Linked DNA regions of Homo sapiens: region 1 is linked to region 2. Evidence: read pairs that join two places in POLR2A ChIA-PET (ENCODE). Cell type or tissue: Panc1. All regions are shown on one strand. Links, peaks and the distances in the headings refer to the core of each region. The heading gives the core; the rest is flanking DNA. Region 1 has its middle 25 kb from the start of HNF1A-AS1. Region 2 overlaps PRKAB1 (protein kinase AMP-activated non-catalytic subunit beta 1).

Region 1 (8,149 bases), core at 1,285-6,284, 1.3 Mb after region 2:
TTTGGGAAGCTGAAGTGGACGGATCACTTGAGGTCAGGAGTTTGAGATCAGCCTGGCCAACACGGTGAAACCCTGTCTCTACTCAAAATACAAAATTAGCTGGGCGTGGTGGTGAGCACCTGTAATACCAGCTACTCGGGAGGCTGAGGCAGGAGAATCACTTGAACCCTGGAGGCAGAAGTTGCAGTGAGCAGAGATCGTGCCATTGCACTGCAGCCTGGGGGACAAGAGCGAGATTTTTGTCTCAAAAAAAATAAAAAATAAAAAAAAAAGAAAGAAAGAAAAGAAAAGAAAAGAGAGGTAGAAGAGGTCACGTGAGCACACAGTAAGAAGGTAGCTGTCTACAAGCCAGAGAAGAGGCCTCAGAATAAAATCTACCTTGCCAACACCTTGATCTTGGACTTCCCAGCCTCCAGAACTATAAGAAATAAATTTCTTAGCCAGGCACAGTGGCTCATGTCTGTAATCCCAGCACTTTGGGAGGCTGAGGTGGGCAAATCGTTTGAGGTCACGAGTTCAAGATGAGCCTGGCCAACATGGTGAAACCCCGTCTCTACCAAAAATACAAAAAAAATTAGCCAGTCATAGTGGCACACACCTGTAATCCCAGCTACTTGGGAGACTGAGGCAGGAGAATTGCTTGAACCTCAGAGGTGGAGGTTGCTGTGAGCCCAGATCGCATCATTGCACTCCAGCCTGAGTGACAGAGCAAGACTCCGTCTCAAAAAGAAAAAAAAAAAAGGAAGAAATTTCTCAATCTACAGTACTTTGCTGTGGCTGACCAAGCAGATAAGACATAACAGAACCCACCTTAAATTATTGCTTTTTTTGACATATCTTTGACAGATATTTGAATATCTAGAAAGCACTTGAAGCTGTGTCTGGCATGGAGTTAGTCCTACTCACTGTTTTTTTGTTTTGTTTTGTTTGTTTGTTTTTTGAGATGGAGTCTTGCTCTGTTGCCCAAGCTGGAGTGCAGTGGTGCCATCTCAGCTCACCGCAACCTCCACCTTTTGAGTTCAAGGGATTCTCCCACCTCAGCCTCCCAAGTAGCTGGGATTACAGGTGTGCGCCACAATGCCTGGCTAATTTTTGTATTTTTAGTAGCGACAAGGTTTCACCATGTTGGCCAGGCTGGTCTCAAACTCCTGGCCTCAAGTGATCTTCCTGCCTCGGCCTCCCAAAGTGCTGGGATTACAGACATGAGCCATCGCGCCCAGCCCCCACTCACTGTTAAGATTGTCACACACCAGCTATATGTATTTATGGAATGAATAAACAAATCTATTTTGCAAAATAAGTTCTTAAATAGTGGATCTCTTAAAGTGGATTTACCTGTATTATTATCTCAGAATTCTTGGACACAGATGAACTTCTTCTTCTTCTTTTTTTTTTTTTTTTTTTTTTTGAGACAGAGTCTTACTGTTATCACCCAGGCTGGAGTGCAGTGGCGTGATCTCAGCTCACTGCCACCTCCGCCTCCCAGGTTCAAGTGATTCTCCTGCCTCAGCCTCCCAAGTAGCTGGGATTACAGGAGCACACCACCATGACCAGCTAATTTTTGTATTTTTAGTAGAAACAGGGTTTCACCATGTTGGCCAGATTGGTCTTGAACTCCTGACCTCAGGTGCTCCACCCACCTTGGCCTCCCAAAGTGTTGGGATTACAGGCATGAGCCACTGTGCCCGGCCAGATGAACTTCTTAAGAAGAGAACTTATAAAAAACAAAAATATCAACTTGAAATGGGCAGGTGGGTAGAAGTATGTATCTCCAACCCTTAGAGTTCCGAGAGCATCCACCAGGGGGCCGTGCGCCTTCTCCTTCTTCCAAAACTTCACTGACCCCTGGAAGCAGTCATTTCAGAAAGGAAGAGAAAGTTGGGTTTTTCCATGGGTTTACCCCATGGAAATAAACAAAGCCAATACAATCTCGGTGTGGCTGGGTGGGGAAAAAAAACAAAACAAAACTCAGGCCAGGGTAAGAAGAAGTAAGTCTGGGTCTTTGTTTCATTGGCCCTGGGGAGGAGCCTAGGTGATATCTCTGAGCCTCGGTTTTCTCATCTGGAAAAATGGAAATAATCCTATCTAGTGCACAGAGTTCTTGGGAGCACCAAATAAAAGCATTTTCTTTTTTTTTCTTTTTCTTTCTTTCTTTTTTTTTTTTTTTTGAGACGGAGTCCCACTCTGTCGCCCAGGCTGGAATGCAGTGATGCAATCTAGGGTCACTGCAAACTCCGCCTCCCAGGTTCAAGTGACTCTCCTGCCTCAGCCACCCGAGTAGCTGGGATTACAGGTGCCCACCACTATGCCCAGCTAATTTTTTTAATTTTTTTTTTTTGAGACGGAGTCTCACTCTGTTGCCCAGGCTGGAGGCAATGGTGTGATCTTGGCTCACCGAAACCTCCGCCTCCTGGGTTCAAGCAATTCTCCTGCCTCAGCCTCCCAAGTAGCTGGGATTACAGGCATGCACCACCACGCCCAACTAATTTGGTATTTTTAGTAGAGACAGGATTTCTCCATGTTGATCAGGCTGGTCTCGAACTCCTGACCTCAGGTGATCCAACCGCCTCGGCCTCCCAAAGTGCTGGGATTACAGGCATGAGCCACTGCGCCCCGCCAATAAAAGCATTTTCTAAAAGATCAGCTGTTGCTATCTGATATAGTTTGGCTGTGTCCCCACCCAGATCTCATCTTGAATTGTAGTTCCCATAATTCCCATGTGTTGTGGGAGGGACCTGGTGGGAGGTAATTGAATCATGAGGGCGGTTTCCCCCATACTGCTCTCAGGGCAGTGAATAAACCTCACAAGATCTGATGGTTTTATAAGGGGTTTCCCTTTTCACTTGGCTCTCATTCTCTCTTGCCTGCTGCCATGTAAGACGTGCTTTTTGCTTTCTGCCATGATTGTGAGGCCTCCCCAGCCGCGTGGAACTGTGAGTCCACCCTTTTTCTTTCTAAATTACCCAGTCTCCAGTATGTCTTTATCAGCATTGTGAAAATGAACTAATACACTATCACATCACTAAGTTACATGGACCCATTTTACATGGAGTATCTAGTTATAGGGAGAGTGAAGGTCCCTCAAGACCACACCCCAGGACTTGCCCAATTCAGGCCACCAATGTCTGTTGTTTAGCACTCAGCAATTAAATGCACTTAGATTGGACATAAATTCTTTTTGCCATAGTCTCTGCCATTACATGTTGTATACGCTTGTCTTGCTTTGCTTCACCTGCTTGGACCCTAAAGGGTTCTGAGTTTGCAACTTCTGGTCTAAATAGAGAGTTTTCCTCTGTGTCAGTCAGATGATATCTGGAGCGCTGCTATTTATTGAGGCAGGCACCAAGCTCTATGCGTAATATATGTAAGCCAAATATAACTAAGGCTTCTCATTGCCTCGTCTCTGCATGGTGACTTATTTGGCAGAAAAATATAATTGGAAGTAATTAAAATCTTTTCTCAGTCTCAAAAAAATGCCAGAGTGAGTATATTTTTAAAAAAGAGTGTTTTGGAGGTATAGTTGATATACAATAAACTGTACACATTTAAAGCACGCAATTTTATGAATTCTGATATAAGCCTACACCTGTGAAACCATCACCATGATCAAAATAATTGGCCAGGCATGGTGGCTCATGCCTGTAATCCCAGCACTTTGGGAGGCCGAGGCGGGCAGATCACGAGGTCAGGAGATCGAGGCCATCCTGGCTAACATGGTGAAACCCCGTCTCTACTAAAAATACAAAAATTAGGCGGGTGTGGTGGTGCACGCCTGTAATCCCAGCTACTCAAGATATTGAGGCAGGAGAATCGCTTGAGCCTGGGAGGTGGATGTTGCAGTGAGCTGAGATCATGCCACTGCACTCCAGCCTGGGGAACAGAGCAAGACTCTGTCTCAAAAAAAAAAAAAGGGGGGGGGGGGAAGAAGAACAAAATAATTAATATCGTTACAACTCCTAGAAGTTTCCTCATGTCCTTTTTTGTTTTTGAGACAGAGTCTCATTCTGTCACCCAGGCTGGAGTGCAATGGCACTATCTCTGCTCACTGCAACCTCCGCCTCCCAGGTTGAAGTGATTCTCCTGCCTCAGCCTCTCGAGTAGCTGGGATTACAGGCACATGCCACCATGCCTGGCTAATTTTTGTATTTTTGGTAGAGACGGGGTTTCACCATGTTGGCCAGGCTGGTCTCGAACTCCCGACCTCAAGTGATTTGCCCACCTTGGCCTCCCAAAGTGCTCGGATTACAGGCGTGAGCTGGCCCTCCTCATGTGTTTTTGTGATCGCCTGGCCCGGACAGCCTCCATCACTCCTCTCAGCCCCAAATTGCTCACTCAACGGCCGAGTCCTAGAGGGAACATGTGGCTGCCCTAGCCTGGATTATGTGCCCACCATTTGATTGCAGCTGGAGCAGAGACGGGGAGAACTGGACGTTTGTACATCTGTGTAGGGGGCAGGTGTGTCACCCACTCTCCTGTGACTGCTCACAAAGGAGGGTAGGTCTCCATAGGGAATGAAGTGCTGCTGACCACTGAATATCCCAAGCCCACAAATGCTCACTGCAGCTGCTACTATTTAAATCCAGGAGAGGGCTAGTCGCGGTGGCTCACGCCTCTAATCCCAGCACTTTGGGAGGCCGAGGTGGGTGGATCATGAGGTCAAAAGATTGAGACCATCCTGGCCAACATGGTGAAACCCTGTCTCCACTAAAAATACAAACAATTAGCCGGGCGTGGTGGTGGGCGCCTGTAGTCCCAGCTACTCGAGAGGCTGAGGCAGGAAAATGGCGTGAACCCGGGAAGTGGAGGTTGCAGTGAGCTGAGATTGTACCACTGCACTCCAGCCTGGTGACAGAACGAGACTCCATCTAAAAAAAAAAAAAATTCCAGGAGAGAAAGCGCATGCTTCTTGATAAGACCAGGGCAGAGTTGCGTGGCCTATTCTACCCTCCCTTGCTTCCCAAGTAATCACTAACCTCCCCTCCTCTCCCCTCCCCTTTTCTGTGCTTTGCTCTGTCACCCAGGCTGGAGTGCAGTGGTGTGATCTTGGCTCACTGCAACCTCCGCCTCCTGGGTTCAATAAATTCTTGGCTGGGCGTGGTGGCTCACACCTGTAATCCCAGCACTTTGGGAGGCCGAGGCGGGCGGATCACGAGATCAGGAGTTCAAGACCAGCCTGGCCAATATGGTGAAACCCTGTTTCTACTAAAAATACAAAAAATTAGCCACGCTTGGTGGTGCACACCTGTAGTCCCAGCTACTCGGGGGGCTAAGGCAGGAGAATCGCTTGAACCCGGGAGGTGGAGGTTGCAGTGAGCCGAGATAGTCCCACTGCACTCCAGCCTGGGCGACAGAGTGTGACTCCGTCTCACAAAAAAAAAAAAAAAGAAAGAAATTCTCATGCCTCAGCCTCCCGAGTAGCTGGGACTACACACCACCATGCCCAGCTAATTTTTGTGTTTTTGGTGGAGACGGGGTTTCACCATTTTTGCTGGGCTCGTCTCAAATTCCTGGCCTCAAGTGATCTGCCCGCCTCAGCCTCCCATAGTGCTAGGATTACAGGCGTGAGCCACTGTGCCCAGACTAATCTGCTTTCTTTCATGCAGATAAGTTTGCATTTTCTAGAATTTTATGTATATAAAATTGTATAGTATATACTCATTTTTGTCTGGCTTCTTTCACCCAGCGTATTATTCTGAGATTTGTCCATGTTGTGTGTATCAGTAGTTCATTCTTTTTTGTTGCTGAGTAGCATTCAGTTATATGGACAGACCATATTCTATTTGTCCATTCACTGATTGATGGTCATTTGGGTTGTTTCCAGTCTTTGGCTGTGACAAATAAAGCTACTATGAACATGTGTGTACAAGTCTTTGTGTAGACGTACACTTTCATTTCTCTCAGATAAGGAACCAAATGGCTGGATCTATGATAGTTGCATATTTATTTTTATTTTTATTTTATTTATTTATTTTTTTTTTGAGATGGAGTACCACTTGCTCTGTCGCCCAGGCTGGAGTGCAATGGTGCAATCTCAGCTCACTGCAACCTCCGCCACCTGCCTCAGCCTCCTGAGTACCTGGGATTATAGGAGCGCACCACCATGCCCAGCTAATTTTTGTATTTTTAGTGGAGATGGGGTTTCACCATGTTGCCCAGGCTGGTCTCGAACTCAGCTCAAGCAATTGCCTGCCTTGGCTTCCCAAAGCGCTGGGATTACAGGCATAAGCCACCACGCCCAGCAATTGATCTCTCTTTTTTTTTTTTCCTTGAGACAGGGTATCACTTTATCGTCCAGGCTGGTGTGCAGTGGCAAGATCACAGCAGCACCTCCAGGACTTAAGTGATCCTCGAACCTCAGCCTCTTGAGTAGCTGGAACTACAGGCAGGCCCCACCACGCCCAGCTGATTTTTGTATTTTTTTTGTAGAGACGGGGTTTTGCCATGTTGCCCGAGCTGGTCTTGAACTTGGCTCAAGTGAACACCCGCCTCAGCCTCTCAAAGTATTGGTGTGTCCGGAATTGGTGGGTTCTTGGTCTCACTGACTTCAAGAATGAAGCCATGGACCCTCCCAGTGAGTGTTACAGTTCTTAAAGGTGGCGTATCTGGAGTTTGTTCCTTCTGATGTTTGGATGTGTTCGGAGTTTCTTCCTTCTGGTGGGTTCGTGGTCTCACTGGCTCAAGAGTGAAGCTGCGGACCTTTGGGGTGACTGTTACAGCTCTTAAGGCGGCGTGTCTGGAGTTGTTTGTTCCTCCTGGTGGGTTTATGGTCTCGCTGGCTTCAGGAGTGAAGCTGCAGACCTTCGCAGTGAGTGTTATACCTCATAAAGGCAGTGTGGACCCAAAGAGTGAGCAGTAGCAAGATTTATTGCAAAGGGCGAAAGAACAAAAGAACAAGCCTTCCACAGTGTGGAAGGGGACCCGAGCGGGCTGCCACTGCTGGCTTGGTCAGCCTGCTTTTATTCTCTTATCTGGCCCCACCCACATCCTGCTGATTGGTCCATTTTACAGAGAACCGAGTGGTCTGTTTTGACAGGGTGCTGATTGGTGCGTTTACAATCCCTGAGCTAGACACAAAGGTTCTCCACTTCCCCACTAGATTAGCTAGATACAGAGTGTGGACACAAAGGTTCTCCAAGTCCCCACCAGAGTAGCTAGATACAGAGTGCCGATTGGTGTATTTACAAACCCTGAGCTAGACACAGGGTGCTGATTGGTGTGTTTACAAACCTTGAGCTAGATACAGAGTGCCTATTGGTGTATTTACAATCCCTTAGCTAGACATAAAGGTTCTCCAAGTCCCCACCAGAGTCAGGAGCCCAGGTGGCTTCACCCAGTGGATCTCCCACTGGGGCTGCAGGTGGAGCCACCTGCCAGTCCCCCGCCGTGCGCCCACACTCCTCAGCCCTTGGGTGGTCGATGGGACTGGGCGCCGTGGAGCAGGGGGCGGTGGTCATCGGGGAGGCTCCGACTGCACAGGAGCCCACGGAGGCGGTGGAGGGGGGTGCGGGTGGGGGCTCAGGCATGGCGGGCTGCAGGTCCCAAGCTCTACCCCGCAGGAAGGCAGCTAAGGCCCGGCGAGAAATAGAGCACAGCGCCCGTGGCCCGGCACTGCTGGGGGACCCAGTACACCCTCCGCAGCTGCTGGCCCGGGTGCTAAGCCCCTCATTGCCCGGGGTGGCAGGGCCGGCCGGCTGCTCCGAGTGTGGGGCCCGCCAAGCCCACGCCCACCCGGAACTCCAGCTGGCCCACAAGTGCCAACCCGCACAGCCCCAGTTGCCGCTCCCGCCTCTCCCTCCACACCTCCCTGCAAGCTGAGGGAGCTGGCTCCAGCCTTGGCCAGCCCAGAAAGGGGCTCCCACAGTGCAGCGGCGGGCTGAAGGGCTCCTCAAGTGTGGCCAAAGTGGGAGCCCAGGCAGAGGAGGCGCCGAGAGCGAGGGAGGGCTGTGAGGGCTGCCAGCACGCTGTCACCTCTCATTGGGATTACAGGCTTGAGCCACCGTGCCTGGCCCTCCACTTTATACTTCAAACAGCAATGTATAGGTGTTCCAGCTGCCACACATCCTTGTCAGCACTTGTTATTGTCAGTCCTTTTAATTTTAGCCATTCTAATAGGTGTGGTTTTGTAGCATGTACATTTTCAGTGCAGAGT
Region 2 (8,149 bases), core at 1,875-6,874:
CGTAAGTATGTGGGCATCTGCCCGGACCATCCGCCGTGGGTCATGTTCAGTTGCTTTCTTTCCTGTGTCCACCTCTTGCAAAGCAGCTGGTGAGCAAGCTCAGTGTCACCCCCTAGTGTGAACTGTGCCGTTCACCTCTGCTGTGGGGATGGGCTGATAACAAGAGGTTCCCAGTGTGGACACCGCTGCCTCGTCTTGCAAAGCCTTTCTGCACTACTCTTCCTTGTCCTTCACGCCTGCCTCAGTCTAAGCCCTGTTCAATTTACATTTCATGACAAACTGTATCACCATCTCTTCTTAGTAAGCTACATGCTCTGGCCCCCACATTTTAGAATCTAGTTTTAATCATTCAATTGCTTTTAGAAATATCAGTACTCCTGGATCAAAATTTGGGATATCTAGGTAACACACATTTCTCCTCCGGGAAATTATTACATGCAGAAAAGAAGTGTGTGTCCTCCTGGATCTTGAAGAACAGCCAGTTCTGTTGTGATTCTGTTTTCTGTTCCATCTAACCTGGATTGCCTGCCCAGTCCGCCTAGCTCTGGGATGCATGGCACAGCCGTAATTCTTGGGAATCCAGGAATTCAGCTTGGTCCAAGCTACCTCTTAAGAGGCATTGTTTACGAGGTGCTTAAAGTAACCATGCTGCTACTGAACACTCCACCCTGAAGTGGAGGGCATGTGTGCTGAGACGAGGAATGCACGTGTACACATGCAGGTGTCCCTACAGTGGTCCCTGCCGGGCTGCCAGGACAGGGTCTCAGTGCTTGTTACCCTACAGGGTACCCAACAGGGCTTGCCTTTCTCAGGTCACCTCCTGTGCTGGGAGTGCCCCTGCAGCTGGGTAGCCATCCTGGTATAGGCCCAGAAGAGGCCAGTGGTAAGGACAGCACGCCTCAGCTGGCAGGGCCCACCATCTTTCCAGCACTGAGTTGGCAACAGTCTCAAATAGGTCACAGGTGAAGAGTTTCAAGGACATGTAGCTTCTGCCTTAGAAGCACTTAGTTGACACTGCTTCCCTTAGCTCTAACTTTACAAAGGTTGGTGGGTAAGATGACTTTCAGTGCCCTCCTAAGCTAGTGAGGTTTGTTTTTTTTTTTTTTTTTTTTTGAGACGGAGTCTTGCTCTGTTGCCCAGGCTGGAGTGCTGTGGTGCCATCTTGGCTCACTGCAAGCTCCGCCTCCCGAGTTCACGCCATTCTCCTGCCTCAGCCTCCCGAGTAGCTGGGACTACAGGCCCCCGCCACCACGCCCGGCAAATTTTTTGTATTTTTAGTAAAGATGGGGTTTCACCATGTTAGCCAAGATGGTCTCGATCTCCTAGCCTCGTGATCCACCCGCCTCGGCCTCCCAAAGTGCCGGGATTACAGGCGTGAACCACCGTGCCTGGCCAGGTTTTGTTTTTTCTAGAAAAGGGAGGCATCACTAGCCATCTTCTCTGATGGAGACTGCTGCTGGGAATAGACAAGCTGAGAGTGGCCCAGGGGGCTGGGAATATGAGAATGTCAGGACCCCTCTGTCCAAGGTAGCACTAAGCTCTAATGTAAACTGTGGTTACAGTTGTCACTACTAAAGGGTTAACATTTATTTTGCCCCAAACTAATCTTAAGTGCTTTTCGTGTATTCTTATTCAAGCCTCACAACAACCATGTGAAGTAGGTGCAATTATTACCCCCATTTTAGGGATGGGGAAACTGAGGCACAGAGCAGTAGGGAGAACACTTAAAATCTACTGTCTTAGAGATTTTCAAGAATACATTGTTACTAATAGTCACCGTGTTGTACAGTGGATCTCTTGAACGTATTCCTCCTGTCTAACTGAAATGTTGTATTCTTTGACCAGCATCTCCCTACCCCCACCACTCCTAGCCGCTGGCAACCACCACTCTACTCTCTACTTCTGTGAGTTCGACTTTCTTGGATTCCACATAAGTGACATCACATGGGATTTGTCTTTCTGTGCCTGGCTCATTTCACTTAATGTCCTCCAGGTTTATCCATGCTGTCACAGATGACAAGATTCCTTTTGTAAGGCTCAGCAGCACTGCATTGTGTATCAGTACCTCATTTCTTTATCCATTCATCCATTGTGGACACCTACGTTGATTCCACGTCTTGGCTATTATGAATAGAGCTGCAGTGAACGTGGGAGTACAGATATCTCGACATGCTGATTTCATTTCCTTGGAGTATCTACCCTGTAGTGGGATTGCTAGACCATGTGGTAATTTTAGTTATAACTTTTTAGGAACCTTCATGCCATTTTCCATAATGGTTGTACTAATTTACATGCCCATCAGCAGTGCACTAAAAGTAGCTTTTAAGTGTTCTCACCACAAAAACATGGTAAGCATGTTCTGCGTGTGTTGATGAGCTTGATTTAGCCATTCCACAATGTGTCCATATTTCAAAACAACATATTGTACATGGTAAATATACATAATTTTATCTGTCAATCTTTGAAATTGATTAATTTTTTAAAAACCCCTCTTAGGCTCACACAGCAACTGGCTGAGCCAGCAGTCACATCAGGCTTGGCTGGTGCCAGATCCTTGGTAGTTGGTGCTCTCAGCAGCCACCCTGAATGGCCTCCCAGCGGGAGCTTGCTGAGTATTTGTTGACACAATGATTGGCCCAGCCTCTGGGATCCTAAGCCTACAGCAGTTGTTCTACACTTTTTTCCATTTGAATTGCATTTATAACAGTTGGGGGTATACAATGAAAAAATAAATCCCGATTTCTGGCTTCTCTTAAAACATAGGAAGGTGCGGCGGGCAGCTCTGAGTGCCAGCCCGGTGGCAGATTTTCCAGAGTAGTGGTGTCTTGCCCAGGTATCCGTTTCATTCTTCAGGTTCATTGAGTCTTACAGATACAAGTTTTGAATCCATTGCTCAGGAGCGTTTAGTGCAGATGGTCTCTTCCTGTGTTCTCTGAAAGTGCTGTTAATAGCTGCTTTCTTCCTGCCCCACCCTCCATAAGAGGACAGGGCCGTGGCCCACACTTGAAAGAGGCCGGGGTAAATGCCTGGCCAGAGACACACACCGATGCCTCCAGCAGGCATGCAGGGAGCTCCCTTCAGGTCAGAAGGCGTGACCTTCATCTCACCTGTCGTCTTGGACAAGCCCTTGCGCTGCCTGATTTGGGAAGAGAGGTCGGCCTGAGCGCTGCCTCCTGTCCTTTGATATCTGGCACTGGGAAGTAAAGGGGAGAATCTTGGTTTCCAAATCCCAAATGCTCACCGCTGCCTTTGTTCCCTCACAGTGTGATCCAGCTTTGCTTCCTGAGCCCAATCACGTCATGCTGAACCACCTATACGCGCTGTCTATCAAGGTAATGACATGTCTGTCCCCATGAGAGCTGTGTTGCCCAGTGTGTGCTCTGAGGACCCCCAGCAGTGGAATGACCTGGCGGGACTGACTTAAAGGGCAGCTTCCAGGGTCTGGCACAGGCCATCAGGCTCAGGTTCTGAAGCTGGCCCGGGAATTTGTGGTTTTATGAAGCCCTTAATGATTCTCATGTCCTCTGAGGCTTGAGCCCCTTAGTCCAGCCTTTGATCATTTCCACCTTGTTCCTTAGGATGGAGTGATGGTGCTCAGCGCAACCCACCGGTACAAGAAGAAGTACGTCACCACCTTGTTATACAAGCCCATATGAAGAGCTGGGGGCGGATGGTGGCCCAGGAGACAGCACACCACCAGGCTCCACACGTGCATGCTTTCCCCAAGAGGGAATGGACTGTACATTGCTCATTTCACACTCTTCAGAAGACATTTCATACCTGCCCTGGTCCTGCTTGAAGGTTTGTCCAGGCAGAGCAGCTCCTGCAGCGCCTCGGTCTGTGACAGTCCTCCTAGCACCCCCATGGCTTTGAGCCTCGGGGACTCATCAAGTCCAAGAAAAGAGGGAGGGGTGGCAGAGGATCTGCAGCCCTGGCCCCGCGGTGCATGAGGCTGGGTGCAGTTCTAAACCTACATTCTCGATTTTTCTTAAGCCAAAAATGAATGCTAACTCCTTTGCCAGTAAAATTCTGGGAAACAGGGACTGAGGCCACACATCATTTCCAGTCATCTGTGTGTTTTTAAGGCCAGCCACTTGTCCCTGTTGAGGCCTGGCTATGGAACTAAATACAGTGTTGGTCTTGCCTGTCCTTCAAAATCAACAACAGATTGTCTCTCGGCTCCAGGGAGGTGTCATTTCTATAGAAATTAGAAGCTTTCTGATTTCTAGATGAGGTTTTACAATTGTTTCTTACAGTCATGTGCACTAAGTACTCTTTTTGTAAGCAGAGGTGGCTGGCTCTGCAGCCTTAAGGCCATTTTTTAAGTCACCACGTCTAGAAGTCACATGAACTCTGCTCAGCAATAATCTGTTCTCAGAACAGACTTTTCAACCTGCTGCCGGATTTCTCCATTCAGCTGGATGATCCTCAGGACTGACCAGTTAGCTGGCAGGTTGTCCAGCTTTTTATTCCAGTCATAATAGGTGACAGTGTTAACCGTGAAAACTTGAGAGGCACTCTGCCCTCTTCCCTATAAAATCACACAGCGTGATTTTACAAGGTCCCGTGGCACCTTGCTCAGGACCTCTGCCCCTAGTTAGCAAGACTGCAGCAGTTGCTGTTGCTTATTCTGAAAGGAATGTAGAACTTGACAGCAGCCTTCTGAGTCTGGGTCAGGAAGATGTCCTTTGGACCAAAGCAGACTTCTTTATACGCAGCTCAGTTTCCCGGGAGTCGCCACAGATGTACCCACTAGCCCAGGTTGCTGTGAGTCAGCGGAAGCTCCCGTTATGCCCTTTGCTCCTGGTGGGAGAGGGAGGAGTGAGCTCCCTGGGTTCCAGTATTTACTTGGTATACCTGAGTTTGGGGGTACCCTTTTTTGTGACTTTTCAAAACAGTGAATTACTGTCACCTTGATGGACAAGTTTCAATAAAACTTTGTAAAAATAATTGGACATGTGCCTGGAGGAGCTCTGATTTTATTCAGTCCCTTGGAGAAGAGACTGGAACTCTTCGAGAGTTGCGTTTCAGTACCGTTCTTGTGGCTCTGAGCGGACAGGGCTACTCCAGCTGCCCAGGCCTGAGAACCAGTCCTGTGACTCACACCCATTCACACAGTTTGGAACCTTAAGGGACCCCTAAAACTGAGCCCCTCTGAACAGCTCAAGTCACAAGGGGAAGCTGAAGAGGGGTAACAGCAGAGGCTCCTGGCTTCGGCCAGTTGTTGGTGTCCCCAGGCCAGAGGGTTTGTTTCCTTTTGCTCCTAAACAAGCCCGGTGGGACAGCCTGGGATCGTGACCCTGGCGTGTGAGAGAGCAGGACGTTGTGGAGTCAGAGCTGTTTTCATCCACTAAAAGAGGCCGTGTCCCTCCTCCAAAAAGGTGGAAGGTTATGGGTGTTCCTTTAAGCCTTCTCAGGTATCAGGAAACATTTTAAATTTAGCAGAAAAGCATGCTAATGAGCTCTACCCACTGGTGCAGAAAACCCAAGCTGAAAATGCTATGTAAAATAAGACTGGTTTACTGGAGCCAGTCACCCCATGAGTTCTCCAAGCCCTGGGGCCACAGGGGACTTCCAGGTGAGGTCACTGCTGAGATGATGGAGGAGACACAAAACAAGAGGACATGGTCAGAGACAACACATCTCTGTGCGTATTCAAAGGATTTCATTTTCTTTAAAAAGCACATTATAGTCGGAAAGCCTGCCCACCAAGTGAAAGCCTCCATACCCAAGAAGCTAAAGGTTAATGGTGATTTTACAAAGGTGGAAAAGGAGACCTTGTTTTGCCCAAATCACAGGGGCAAAGCCATATGTCAAATCGTGTCCTATGACCAAGTAATCCTTTCTTCATTAGCATTTCCTTTATGGGTGAGGACTTAGTTAAAGCTTAACTCAAATTGCTTTTCAATGAAGATACATTTTTCCCTCTAGAAGCTGATATACAGATGAATTTATAGAGCCAAATTAAAGCCTAAAAAATTACTAAAATGTAAATCAGTATTGCAGGGCTAAGGCCACAAACAGGAAGTCAAAAGGCCAGACAAGAAAATTGTGCCTGCACCTCAGCTAGCTCAATTAGGAAATCTCCAAGGCTCCTAAAAGACTGAGAGAAAAAACCTGGAACATCATGATACGATCTGTGGCTGAGGTCAGAGACTGAACGAGCCAGTCTAGGAAAGAACAAAATTTCATTTTAATTCAGTTCCTTTTGTATGAGCACAGTTTCACTTTCAAGCATTTACTTCCCATATCTGATCCTCCTCTGCTATTGTGTCACCTTCAAAATTCAAATGTCCCCAATGTGATAGTATTAAGAGGTAGGGCCTTTAAGAAGAGATTAGGTCATGAGAGCCCCTCCTCTCATGAATGAAATTGAGGTTCTTATCAAAGAGGCTTCAGGCAGCATTCAGCTCATGTGCCCTGGCACCTTCTGCCATGTGAGGACACACAGCTTTTCTCCCCTGCAGAGGACCCAAGCACAAGGCGCCATCTGGGAAGCAGAGAGTAGCCCTCACTAGACAAGCAAACCTGCCCATGCCTTAATCTTGGACTTCCCAGCCTCCAGAACTGTGAGAGAATGAATTTTTGTTCTTTATAAATTACCCATTCTCAGGTATTTTGTTAAAGCAGCACTAAATGGGCTAAGACATCCACCAATGTTTACAAATGGTTTGAATGAATTGATGAAGACCCAAGACATGGACCACTCATCAAATCATAAAGTTTCTGAGGAATAAAAGCTTCAGCACTCATCTTGGCCAGCAAATTAGTGGAGAAACAAACTAGAGCCTTCTGCCCTGGTATGCCAACTATAATTGTCTTCAGGAGAAAACATGGAAGTTGTAGATACGTATACATTTCTTCTAAAACCCCAGTCATCCCTATTAATTGTAAAAACATCCACAGGATCCTCCTAAGAGTCATCGTCACTATAGTGAGTCAGACATTTGGAGAAGATCCCAAAAGCTGGAGCAGCAGCCGGAGCCCCGTCTCTGGGACCCCAGCCACTGGCTCTAGAACGAGCCACCAGGCTCTGCCCTCAGGGTGGGCTCCCACAACTACATTGTCGTCTTGTCTTTCATACAACTAAAGAGCCTTTCCCCAGATGAGGATGCCAGCTCTTACTGCTACCTCCCCCTAAAAGAATTCACCCATCCCATCTGAAATACTCAGTGGCCAGTGAGAACAGGCCAAGATGTGTATACCCTTGGTCGATTTTTTGTTTCCTTTTTTGTGGCTCTCTGAAAGACAGCCTGACTTATGCAGAGTAATAAAGTCATTTTCAAGGTTCTTTCATCTACCTCTAACAATCTCTCTAGGGCAAATAGAGTTCCGTTCATCATTAACAGACTCAAGGGAAAACAAAGTGATCAACACTGGACTCTATTTCCACTACCCCCACCCTCCCCAGCTTCAGGAAACAGCTTCAGCATTTGAGTGGGCAAATAAGAAACTATTTTTCTCATTTAACACTGTAGGCCTAGAGCCACGGTCTACATGCTTTAGACATCATTAGCAGTATTTAAATTGCCAAGGAAGACATGGGACTAAAACTAGAACAGACCACGGTTTCTCAACCTTGGCACTATTGAGGCTTTGGGCCAGATAATGCTTTACAGTGGGGGGCTGTCCTTTGCCTTGTAGGATGTTGAGCAGCATCTCTGACCTCCACCCATTGGATACCAGTAGTACTCCCGAGTTGTGACAACCAAAAATGTCTCCAGACATTGTCAAATGTCCTCTGGGAGGAGGGAAGCAAAATCTCCCCATGGCTTAGAACCAGTGGAACAAGCCAGTGTAACCACTGTATTCTGAGAATGGAATCTGAGCTGGCCCCCACGAATGCTTTCTATAGCAAATCACATTCAAGAGGTCCAATTCTGAAGACAGTCCTATTAAGCAAATTCTCTTTTGGCCTAACCCTCCAAATCCTAAAGTTCCATGGTTATGGAATTTGCTATGCAATCAACCTCTTTAGTCCGGTGACAATTAAGTTGTAAGCGCAGAAAACATGACATCTAATTTTGTGCTTATGAAACAGGAGTGGCCAGCATGAAGAGTTAGGCCTCATTTTACGGTGTGGCTGTGGAATTGGTTGGTTGTTTCTTTCGGGCTATTCCTTAGGGTTCAAACACTCTTCCTTGGCACT

The links. ChIA-PET counts read pairs that join two places held together with the same protein. Peaks named below come from ENCODE experiments on the same cell type or tissue, not always from the same donor. Only the 100,000 strongest peaks of a DNase experiment are listed, where the experiment ranks them.
Region 1: POLR2A ChIA-PET joins it to region 2 with 6 read pairs; 1 of 35 experiments calls an interaction of 5 or more read pairs at or near these places.

The regions. Positions count from the first base shown.
Region 1 is chr12:120,942,935-120,951,083 of GRCh38, forward strand. No RefSeq gene overlaps it. Among named protein-coding and RNA genes, the nearest start is that of HNF1A-AS1, 25 kb to the right of the region's middle. In Panc1, for the core only: a CTCF peak has its summit at 1,821 (motif pointing right); a DNase peak (open chromatin) is centred at 1,794.
Region 2 is chr12:119,676,670-119,684,818 of GRCh38, forward strand. PRKAB1 (protein kinase AMP-activated non-catalytic subunit beta 1) reads left to right here. Exons shown (of 7, transcript NM_006253.5): 5 at 1; 6 at 3,264-3,332; 7 at 3,579-4,950. The coding sequence ends at 3,656. All of the region lies in intron 1 of LOC124903033 (a long non-coding RNA gene), which reads right to left. Among named protein-coding and RNA genes, the nearest start is that of PRKAB1, 13 kb to the left of the region's middle. RefSeq lists enhancers at 733-1,234, 1,235-1,734, 2,538-3,737, 5,333-5,392, 5,563-5,692. In Panc1, for the core only: no CTCF peak of the experiment used is centred there; no DNase peak of the experiment used is centred there; H3K27ac peaks cover 2,486 bases.